Linked DNA regions of Homo sapiens: region 2 is linked to region 1. A link is an interaction called in ENCODE POLR2A ChIA-PET data of the cell type or tissue named here. Cell type or tissue: PC-3. All regions are shown on one strand. Links, peaks and the distances in the headings refer to the core of each region. The heading gives the core; the rest is flanking DNA. Region 1 overlaps MACROD2 (mono-ADP ribosylhydrolase 2). Region 2 overlaps MACROD2 (mono-ADP ribosylhydrolase 2).

Region 1 (5,386 bases), core at 105-5,104:
TATCTATTTTTTGATATTACAGTAGTCAGGTACAAGGAAGTTTATTATTACAGGCGATATACTTTCAGTGAAGAGAAAATTGTGTGTATGCTTTATTTTGTATATTGTAGGCAGGGATTTTTAGTGTTTCATTTAAGGGAGGGATTGATAATCCAGGTATTTTTGACTGCCTCTCAGATATTCTTTGTTAAATGTCATTTATTTCTTTAAGAATCCTGTTCAGTCAAATATTTACTTGCTTTTTAACAAATAATAACTCAGGGCCCTTCATTCCTCCTTTTACATTATTATAGAGTAGAATTTCAACAACAGTGAACCTAATTACATAAGTCTTTGTTTTTATCAAAGTTTTTAGTGTTTTGTCAGCCAAAACTCTAAAATATTACAACCAAATATCAGATGGATTTAGTTACAAGCAGTTAGATTTATTTTTTAAGTGTGAATGTATTACTTCTGAATAAAGGAAAGAGCTGATATCGGGGAAGGTAAATTCACCGAAACCTAAGGCAGATAATTCACTGTAGATGGATAATAATTTACTTTTCTATAGCTTTGCTATTTTACAGGGAGGAGCGTGTGACTCTGGTTTATGTGACTTTTCAGCTGTTTCTTCTAAGAATTCCTTTTTTCTTCTCTAAATCTTCTTAAGCTTAAATGTTCTTCCCATGTTTCTTGGAAGTACTTGCAAATTTTATGGAATGCACTTCTTTAAAGCTGCTGCTAGCTAAAAGTCCTAACCCCTACATTTTACCATTTCATTCTATTTTAATTCAGGTATTTGCCCATATTAAAAAACATAACACATTCATTTTTTTTTCTGGGAAGCAACTGTATCCAATTCTTTTTTTTTTTTTTTTTTTTTTTTTGAGACGGAGTCTCGCTCTGTCGCCCAGGCCGGACTGCGGACTGCAGTGGCGCAATCTCGGCTCACTGCAAGCTCCGCTTCCCGGGTTCACGCCATTCTCCTGCCTCAGCCTCCCCAGTAGCTGGGACTACAGGCGCCCGCCACCGCGCCCGGCTAATTTTTTGTATTTTTAGTAGAGACGGGGTTTCACCTTGTTAGCCAGGATGGTCTCGATCTCCTGACCTCATGATCCACCCGCCTCGGCCTCCCAAAGTGCTGGGATTACAGGCGTGAGCCACCGCGCCCGGCCAACTGTATCCAATTCTTAATACACACTCTTTGACAAGTGCAAATGACATTTTATAATCAGATTGAAAATAAATGTTTAATACTTGCTTTGTGTGCTTTTGAGGGAAAAACCGTTTCGATATTTGAGTAATACATTTTTTGTTGATTATCACATTTTGTTCTTAATAGAAAGTTGGTTTTTCTTATAAAGATGTAATTTGATTCTATTAACTTTGTCTTTTTAAATAAGTTATATTTTAAAAACTTGAAGGAAAAGCCCATTTTTATGTATTGCAATCATTTTGTATTTCAAAATCTACTTTGCATATCTTTGTATACTTGAATTAATATAAAAGCTTGATAAAGAGATGAGAATTAATACACTCAACCTGTGAGGAATAAAGTAGTTGTATTGTTGATTTAAGCTTGTTGAATGTGATATCTCAGGATGCTAAAGAGGCAGACCAGCAGGTTTCAGGTGATTAAAGAAAGTCCCTCATCTTGGAGGAACTTGAAGGAACATGTTGCTATTTAAGTGGAATCTAATCAGTAAGAAGAAAAGCTTGGATGTAAAAAGACGGAATGTTTCATGTCATTATTTACAAAGCAACTGAACAAAAGCTTAGCAAGATAATTAAGTGCCTTGATGCTAAGTAGAATTTTTCAAAGCAGGTTGATTAGAGGTCTTCTTCAAGAAAAAAAAATTAAACATCTAAGTACAAATAGTCTAGTTGAAAAGGCTAACTCAGTTACATAGATGGAGACCAGTTTGAAAGAAAAATCACAGTATTGTATATGGTGGCTGATGTTCACAGTGATGCTTTTAATTGCTGAGCAAAATCCCGATCATCCCTGGGTAGTTATAGCACTAAGAGTATTTTACTGTGTTTTAAGTTTTTGAAAACTGAAAATCCGTACAGACTTAATATGCAGTGGCACTGAATGTATTATTCCATTATCTTGGTTACTCCATTTTTCAATTGGTCTGAATAAATAGAATTTGATTCTTTTTCCCGTTGCCTGAAAAAAAAAAAATCAAAAGTAAATATTATCATTCTCAATATAAAATGTTATTTGCAACTGTCAAGCAAAAATTGGATGTCATGTCTTGTATCTGCATTTTGTATTTCAAGACACTCCTGGTGATAACATAAGGAGACTGGCATGCCCAGGATTGTGCTGTGTAAACAAATGCTGGCAAAGCCCTGGCTTCTCTTAAGCAGGTGGTCAGGTCAAAACACTGATGGCAGCATTATAGCTAAAAATGAAAACTAGGAAGTCGTGACCTTAGGACCTACTTTTCTACCAAAGAAAGGAAGCTTGAAGTTAACAAGTTTGTGCCAAACACTTCAGTAGACATATGTTCTTTTTTCAGTGTTCTTTTACTGTGTTAACATTTTAATGACCTCAAGTTTACTTAGTAATGAATACTTTGGGGGCAAACATCCAGTAGCAGATTGCTTCATTTATTACCAATGAATTTATTTATTCAGTCAGTCATTGCAGAGCTTTATCTCTGAAGAACACATTTGAAAAGCTAAACTGATCCTCTGCTCACCTGGCAGTCCACTGTGAGAATATAAAACGAGTAACTATAATACCAATCTACCTGTGGGCAGTTTGCAAAGGCTGATGTCGTGAGTGCCATATATGAGACTCTTTTTGAAATCTAAAACAATAACCCAGCCCAGACATTTTCAGCTAAAGCATATGATCTAAATGCTTGAATTAAAGGAAAAACACTTTGGATTATAGTCCCCATTAGTACTTAAAACACTCTTGGTTTTTTCACTTGTGCTTTGCTTAAGCCAATGTGTCTCAACCTTAGCTGCATATTAGAATTACCTGGAGAACTCTAAAAAATTCTCATGTTCTAGCCACACTCCAGACCAATCAAATCAGAATCTCTGATTGTAGAACTTGAGCATCTATATTTTGTAAATCTCTTTACCTGATTCCAGCGTGGAGCGAAGGTTGACAACCACTGATTTAACCACTTGCAATTTCTTCATTCATTGTATTATTTATTTTTCTTGGCCTTTTAAAAAACACACTGTAGCATGACTTCCTTAATTTAGAATCCTGGGATAGAGTTTCTATTTTAAAATATCCCTTTTATTGGAATTGGACTAAGGAGCATTATAAAAGGCCATCATTTAGGATTTATATTACTTTTACATTATTTAAATATATAAAACTTAGTCACTGTGGTTTGATTTCTGTGGACACTTTGATGGACAGAGTGCATTTTAATATGAGCATTAGACATCTTTTATGCTTTATTTCACATTCTCCCAGCCGACTCTTCCCATCATCCATTGCTGTTGCATCAGCTGAACAGAGATATAACCTGATAACTCCTCACCTTAGCTGTACCTGAAACTGTTTCTTCCTCGGAGGTGTGTTGGCTACTGCTCTTGGGAGTCAGGTAGTCCAGTGCATCCTTATACCTGATTCAGTTCTTGGCCAATATGGGATGGGAGCAGGTAGGAGCATGCTCTTCTTTCTATGTCTCAGGCAGACAGTTCTGAAGTTATTCTACACATTTCCTGATAGCATCCCCAGTAAGATTAAACGTCAGTTGCTCACGTTAGTCACCAGCCCAACTATACACCCTTGGATTGGCTTTCCCCCTTCCTGTTTTACATTTACACTTCCTATCCCATTCAACTCTCATTCTAGTTTTTTGGGAACCACTTCTCTGAATAAACTATCTGTGCACAAGTCCTCATCTCAAGCTCTGCTTTTTTATTTCATACAAGCTAAGACAGTATGAAAGAGAAAAATCATCATAGGCATGTTTTAGTGCATGCTCCCTTCTCTATTGTGTTTTTAAAATCACGTTATTTTTCTACTTAATACATTCAGTTTATCATATTATGATAAGGGACACTTTACTCACAAATCTCGAATGCTGGAAAAGAGCCCTATCCCCATGTTATCTGTTACCATGTTATCCCCATGCTTTCGTCTGCTGCCCTTATTATCCTCTGTGAGTTGGTTGCCTTAAGATCCTCCTCCTGATGTCTCCCAGCAGCGTGACCTAGATTCTTGATCAGTGTCCACACCGAACATTCACTCCAAACTGTGCAGCAAACATTTTATAGACTCAAGCCACATAATAGGTCCATAACATCAGCATAATATTAAATGGAATGGGAGAGATTTTTGCAGAGAGAAAAATGGTGCTAATGCAGTGTGATACACTTGGTGTAGTGGAAAGGCAAGCACTTTACAGTTAGGGTCCCAGTGTAGGGTAATTGTGTCTTCTGTTGCCCAGAAAATAAATACAGTTAAACATATTAATAAGGACCACCCAGATATTTTTTTCCTCCAGCATTGAAACCAATTGCCATTTCTTTGTTGAGCATCAGATGTTTGAAACATATATATGTGACCATTATAATGACATTGTTTGCCATGAGATACTCATATAATAAGAGGCACACAGGAGGAGGCACAGCTCCCAAATCACACTTACTCTGGGGCATACACATCAAGTGAAATTGTGGCAAAAATCCTCTGCACTCTTGATCTTTTCTCTCCGTCTGTCACTTTGTGGCTGAGTGCATGTGGTTGAGTGTGCAGAAGTACTCATGGATGATGCAACTCTCTTGTCTGAGCGTATTTCCAGGCTCAGGAACTAAGGACGTGTGACTGTAGCAGATGACTCTCATGTCTTGTGTTGGATTTCCTTGGCCTCTCTCTAACTTGAGAAACAGCTGCAGTGGACAGTTCTGTGCAAGCTCAGATTCATCTCAAGCTAACAGCATTTCATCTCCAGCATGAGCATGTCTTTTAGCTTCCTGCCCATGGCCTTCTTTTATGTTGCTGGAGTTCCTAACCCACAGACCGTTAGGGGCCAGAATAATGAGGATGTTAATGCCTCAAAGACCACCATCAATCATCAGGGTCCAGAACCTTGAATAAACTCCCCAGCCTCTCATCATTTAGGTGGGCAACCCTGGGAGGCATCTGTACTTTTCTCAGCAGGTCCCAATGGATTCAAGCCCTAGTTTCCCAAAGAAGTAGCCTCAGTAATAGATCTGTATATTGGCCTAATCTTCTTCCCTGTGTCATTCTCCTCACAACTTCAGTCTGCTTCCTGAGATCATCTCCCAAATAAACAACTGATGTCCAGGTTCTTGCCTCAGGCTCTGATTTCAGAGGAACACTAATGAAGAGCGATGTTAGGTCAGTAATGTAATCTCTCTGAGTCAATACTTACTCATCTATGAAACAGGAATATTAAGA
Region 2 (5,386 bases), core at 337-5,336, 300 kb after region 1:
ACTTCCCTGAAGGGAAGAAGCATGTTTTATACCTGTTATGTAACCTCCGTAAGAATAGCTGAATACTCAGTTTGTGACACACAAAAACCCTAAAATAACTATCTAAATAGATTGGGAAGTTGGGTTGTTGAGATACAGAAGATTTACTCTTCTTCCCAACTCATCCCTTCTCTTTGCTCCTTCCAATAAAATGCTATTTGGTTGAATAGTTTAAAGATGGAAAACCATTTAAGGTTAAAACAGATGAATAAGATCATTCTAAAGAAGCAGAAAGGCGTTCAGACCGTTAAGTTGAATAGATCAGAGTACGGCATTGATTCTGGCTGTAAGATTTCAGGTCACCAAAGGAAATATGTTGGATTGCATTATCTCCATTTTTTTTAAAAATAAAGTTTAGATCGCTCCCTGAAGATAAAATTACTCTTGGAACTATATTCAAGAAGGACTTAAGTATGTAGACCTTATGTAACAGATGTAAGAAACAATTCCACCAATGCTGATATTATGGAGACACCAACATGCCCTCTTACATAAGCCATAAAAGTGGTGAGAATGGCCACATTTTTGTGATGGGGTGTTTGGAATTAATTCATCTTCATGAAACAGAGGCCACATCATATTCTTGGTCATGAGTAATGATGGTAATACTGTTTCTCTTTCCTTTGAATCACTTACCTATCCATTGACCTAACATGTTTTAAATACCACAAAGGAGTAAGATTCTCTCTCATGTCTTTGGGTAGAGAAATATGCAACAACCCATTTCCTAAAAAGTCTGTAATTACATGTGGGAAATGCTGGTAATTAATAGCCTGAATGGGTGATTCTAAGTTAGATTCATGAAAAACCAAGAGACATATCTAACCTTTCTTAAGCTCCAGGGCACATGCATAATTTGAACATTATGTCTACAATGTGGGTGTATTTTCTTCCTTTTCAATGAAGACAGTGATTAGGATGATAATAGAAATAATACTTGGGTTTATAGAGCCTTTAGCTGAAGTCTACCTACATGGTTTCTGGCTCTGTGGTAAGCATGTCGGACTAATGTCAGCTTTTGAAGTGAATTTTTCATGCCTTTTTCCCTCTGGGCTTCCCCTTTCTCTAATAAAACTACTTTAATCCCATTCACATTCCAGTTCTGAATACTAGCACTTGAAATGAACTGTCTATATCTGACTCACTTAAAAAAAAAAGTAGTTTAAATAAAAACAAAGAGTTGTTTACTTTCCTTTCCTACCTGGCTGCATCTGTCACATGCATATAGTGTCCCCTGACATGAAGCTCTGATATTGATCTGGAGCCTTATTGATCTCCAACTTAATATAGGGACAATGTCTACCAATAACTTAGGCACTTCCAGAGAGGCTCACTCTGTCTTCTTTTGTTCACTTACAAAATGAAAAGAATGTCTTTACTAGAGTACCTATTAAAGGGTTCCAGTACACCCTACCACAAGCTCAACTTTGGAATCTGATAAAATATTTTTTAAGCAAGCTTCTGGTTTTGTTATATTAATTTGGGATTGGATTCCCTCCAGTGGTTCAAACAAAATGAAAGTATGATCTTTAAGTATGTAATATATTCTGTCAGTTCTCTGGTTAGTTTGGATCAGAATTAACTCCTTTCAGGATCATCCCAAAATAACAGTGTAACCCCATAGTAAAGCACACTCTCTTCTTTCCTGTGATATCCCATGGAGTAGGAATAATTAGGCAACCACAACTGCTTAACCCTGTGTGGTTTCACACAGAAAAATCATGACAATTTCTCTTCTTGTTGACTCTTTCTCATTTTTCTGGTTATCCATAGCTTTTAACAACAAACCACCCTAAAAGTTATTGGCTTAAAACAATTGCAATTATTTATTTGGTTCACAAATCTGCAGTTTGGGCAGGGCTCAGCAGAAAAGGCTTGACTGTGCTCCAGGTGGTGTGAGCTGTGGTGGCTCAAGTGGGCTGAAGTATCTATTTTCAAGATATCTTACCAACATGGCTGGTGCTGGCTGTTTCCTGGGAACTCTACTGGGTCTGTTGTATGGGGTCATTGATTCTTTGGATCCAAGATACCACAGCTAGAAACTGCCACTCTTTTTCAGTCTGGTACAGCATCACTTCTGCGATATTTTGTTGGACAAAGAAGTCACAAATTCTGCCCAAATTTAAGAGGAAGGGACATAGGACCTGTAAAGCAAAATAAAATGTTAAGCCCCCAACCAACTAAATGGATCCCCCTCACAACCAAGAGCATTCCAAAGTTAACCTGAAACATGAGTTCAGGCCATGATGGGAATGGATAGTCAGACATGCCTCATTATACCATCCTCCCTTTGGAATTGAGGCACAACTGACCAGCGTTAATATTGAAACAGAAACGTTAAAACAATCTGTTCTCTCTGAAGCCTGGAGGCTTCATCTGTGTAATAAAAACCTTGGTCTCCACAACCCTTTACTTTAACCCAGACACTCCCTTCTATTCATTCCAGGTATTTATCAAGAGCCCATCTAATTGCCAGTCAGAAAATCTTTGAATCCACCTATGACCTGAAAGCACTGATCCCCTACTGACCCAACTTCCATTTGTCCTGCCTTTCCAGGACATGGAACATACATCTTAATGTCAAAGGCATGTCCTTAACCTTGGCAAAGCAAACTTCTAAACTGATTGAGAACTGTCTCAGATACTTTTTGGTTTACAAACCCTACCTGTCATTGAGAGGAGTGTCAAAAAATTGGGCCATGTTTATACTACATGCTCTTTAATTAATATCTGTCTGATACTACTAATATCTGATACTATAGTTACCCAAGCCAGAAACTCAGTCATCACCTTTGACCCTTTCTTCTCTCTTATCTTTCTCTTCTTGACCCACCCTAGAAATACATGTAATCTTTATTGCATATAATTAATAATTCTGTGACTTAATCAGATATTATTGTATCATATACATAAATACCAATTACAAAGTCTTCTAATTGACCCTAGAATCTTCTGCTTCTCTTGAGTGCCATCACCTCTACTCTGGTACACACATCATCCCTCCTCTACCTACTAGCCAGTCTCTCTGCCTCCAGCCTTACCCCTTTTTACTCTAGTCATGATGATTTTATTTTTAGTTAGAAAGAATAACTGTCCTCTGATTATAATTTCTCAAACATCCTCTATTGCTGTAAGAGTAAAGTGCAAATTTGTTTGCCTGGCTTCCAAGGCCCTGCAGGATGGGGTCCCAGCCTCCTTCACTAGCCACACCTTGTTATCTCCTATTGAACCTTTGGCCCTTAGCCTTCAGCTTTACCAAAATCTTGATGTACTCCAAATCTCTTCCTTTGAAATGCTCTTTCCTGTTCCTCTTCCTTCTTACCATCCTCCATTCCCTTTGCTGGGATAATTCAGTCGCATTCTTTAGATTTCAAGTTAGTTTTCAATTGCTCACTTCCTCTGGGAAGAATTTTATGACCCTTCATTCATTTATTCATTCACAGAGTATTCATTGAGTATCTACAATGTGCCAGGCACTGTTCCAGGCCCTGGAGATACTACAGTGAGCAAAATAAATAAAAGAGCCTTTTGTCATGGGATTTATCCTTCTCATGGAAAAGTCAGGCAATAAACAAGAAAATAGGTAAATTACATAGTATGTTAGATAATGATAACAGCTGAGCACAAATAAATGTGAAGCAGGATGGGCAATATAAAATGTTGGAGGGTGGGGATGTTGCAGTTTTGGCAAAATCCAGGTAAGGCCCCACTGGGCAGGTGTCATAAAGTCAAGGCTTGATTGAAGTGAGGGGTCTAGCTATGAGGCTGTCTGGGAGAATACTATTCCAGATAGAGGAAACAGCAAGTGCAAAGGCCCTGAGATAGGTATGGGCCACTGTGTTTAAGGCGTGGAAGGGCCAGAGTGGCTGGAGTGAACTAAGAGGAAAGCAGAAGAAGAGAAGATGAGGTCAGATAGGTGATGGAGCCCTGCTCGCAGAAAGTCCTGTTGGTTGCTGTAAGGACTTTGGCTTTGGTCATAAGTAAGGTGGGAAGGAAGCATTGGGAAAGTTTGAGAAGAGGAGTGACCTGCTCTGGTTTATCATTTAAGGGATCCCCTTCACATCCCAAATCCTCCCACATTAGCCCCTTCTCCCATCATTTAGCTTTTTACCTGTGCTATAACTTGGTTCTATCCCTTACTAGTATCTCATTTCTGGGAGGAGAGGACTCTGTCCAACTTGTTAGTGTTTTATTCCCTCCATCTAGCCCAATGTCCAGGAACCATAGGGTATCAATAAGTATGATTGCATTGAAATAATGAGTAAATGAAAGCCAGCTCCCGTGCTAATCTTTAACTTTTTAATTACTACAACTTCTTTATATTGGTTGTAGTAAACCCAAAATACAAATGAGGAAATGAAGTAAGAACAGAAAGTGACAGAGAGAGAAAATGGGAAGAGAAGAAATAAAATTCTTGGAGCCATCATGGCAGCCTTCTTTAAGCTAAGAAACCCAGGTTCTCATTCCGACATTGGCGTCTCTAGTGGGGAATTTTAGGGCTGTCTGTGGGACCACAAGATGATCATACACTTCTCTGAAAATAAATGTTCATAGTGAATGCTTTTTTGATTTTTGGCAGAGGATGGGAGGCACTTCCATTTTGGCCCATTATGAGAATAACAAGACAAAATAGCCATATCATAGTATATTTATTACAAAAATTCATGTCCTACCTGGCTGTATGTGTGCATACATGTGTGCATGTGTGTCTGCAAAGGCTTCATACTAGTCCACATGTATTTATCAGTGTGGACTCTATGCTGAACTAATGCTAGGGATGGAGATGTCCTGCCCTCAATGGACTCAACAGGGGCTACACAAATCAAGAGCGGTATAGTGAGTAATATGGTGAGGAAATAAATACCTCTTCTAAGAAGCAAATAGACTTGAATATATTAGATAGAAAAATATACTAATGCCTGCACTGAATATGTGATTAGCTTTTTTTGTTTTTTTTTTTTTTTGACTGTCTCACTCTGTAACCCAGGCTCAAGTGCAGTGGCATGATGTCGGCTCAGTGCAACCTCTGCCTCTAAGGGTCAAGTGATCCTCCTGCCTCAGCCTCCTGGGTAGCTGGGAGTACAGGCACACCCAGCTAATTCTTGTATTTTATTTTTTGTGGAGACGGCGTTTCACCATGTTGCCCAGGCTGGTCTCAAACTCCTGTGTTCAAGCAATCCATCCACCTCAGCCTCCCAGAGTGCTGAGATTACAGATGTGAGCCACCGTGGCTGGCCATGTTGAGCATTTCTTGAAAAATAGCAGAAACAATTGCTTCCTTACCAAAATGGTATTTTTCATTTTTGGTTTAATGGGTAAGACTGGAGAAGGAGACACTTGGCCACTA

Evidence for each region. ChIA-PET counts read pairs that join two places held together with the same protein. Peaks named below come from ENCODE experiments on the same cell type or tissue, not always from the same donor. Only the 100,000 strongest peaks of a DNase experiment are listed, where the experiment ranks them.
Region 2: POLR2A ChIA-PET joins it to region 1 with 6 read pairs; 1 of 35 experiments calls an interaction of 5 or more read pairs at or near these places.

Annotation. Positions count from the first base shown.
Region 1 is chr20:14,578,287-14,583,672 of GRCh38, forward strand. All of the region lies in intron 4 of MACROD2 (mono-ADP ribosylhydrolase 2), which reads left to right. All of the region lies in intron 1 of MACROD2-IT1 (MACROD2 intronic transcript 1), which reads left to right. Among named protein-coding and RNA genes, the nearest start is that of MACROD2-IT1, 27 kb to the left of the region's middle. In PC-3, for the core only: no CTCF peak of the experiment used is centred there; DNase peaks (open chromatin) are centred at 2,505 and 4,755; H3K27ac peaks cover 1,263 bases.
Region 2 is chr20:14,882,412-14,887,797 of GRCh38, forward strand. All of the region lies in intron 5 of MACROD2 (mono-ADP ribosylhydrolase 2), which reads left to right. MACROD2-AS1 (MACROD2 antisense RNA 1) reads right to left here. Exons shown (of 2, transcript NR_110318.1): 2 at 1,842-2,183. Among named protein-coding and RNA genes, the nearest start is that of MACROD2-AS1, 44 kb to the right of the region's middle. In PC-3, for the core only: no CTCF peak of the experiment used is centred there; a DNase peak (open chromatin) is centred at 3,450; H3K27ac peaks cover 1,899 bases.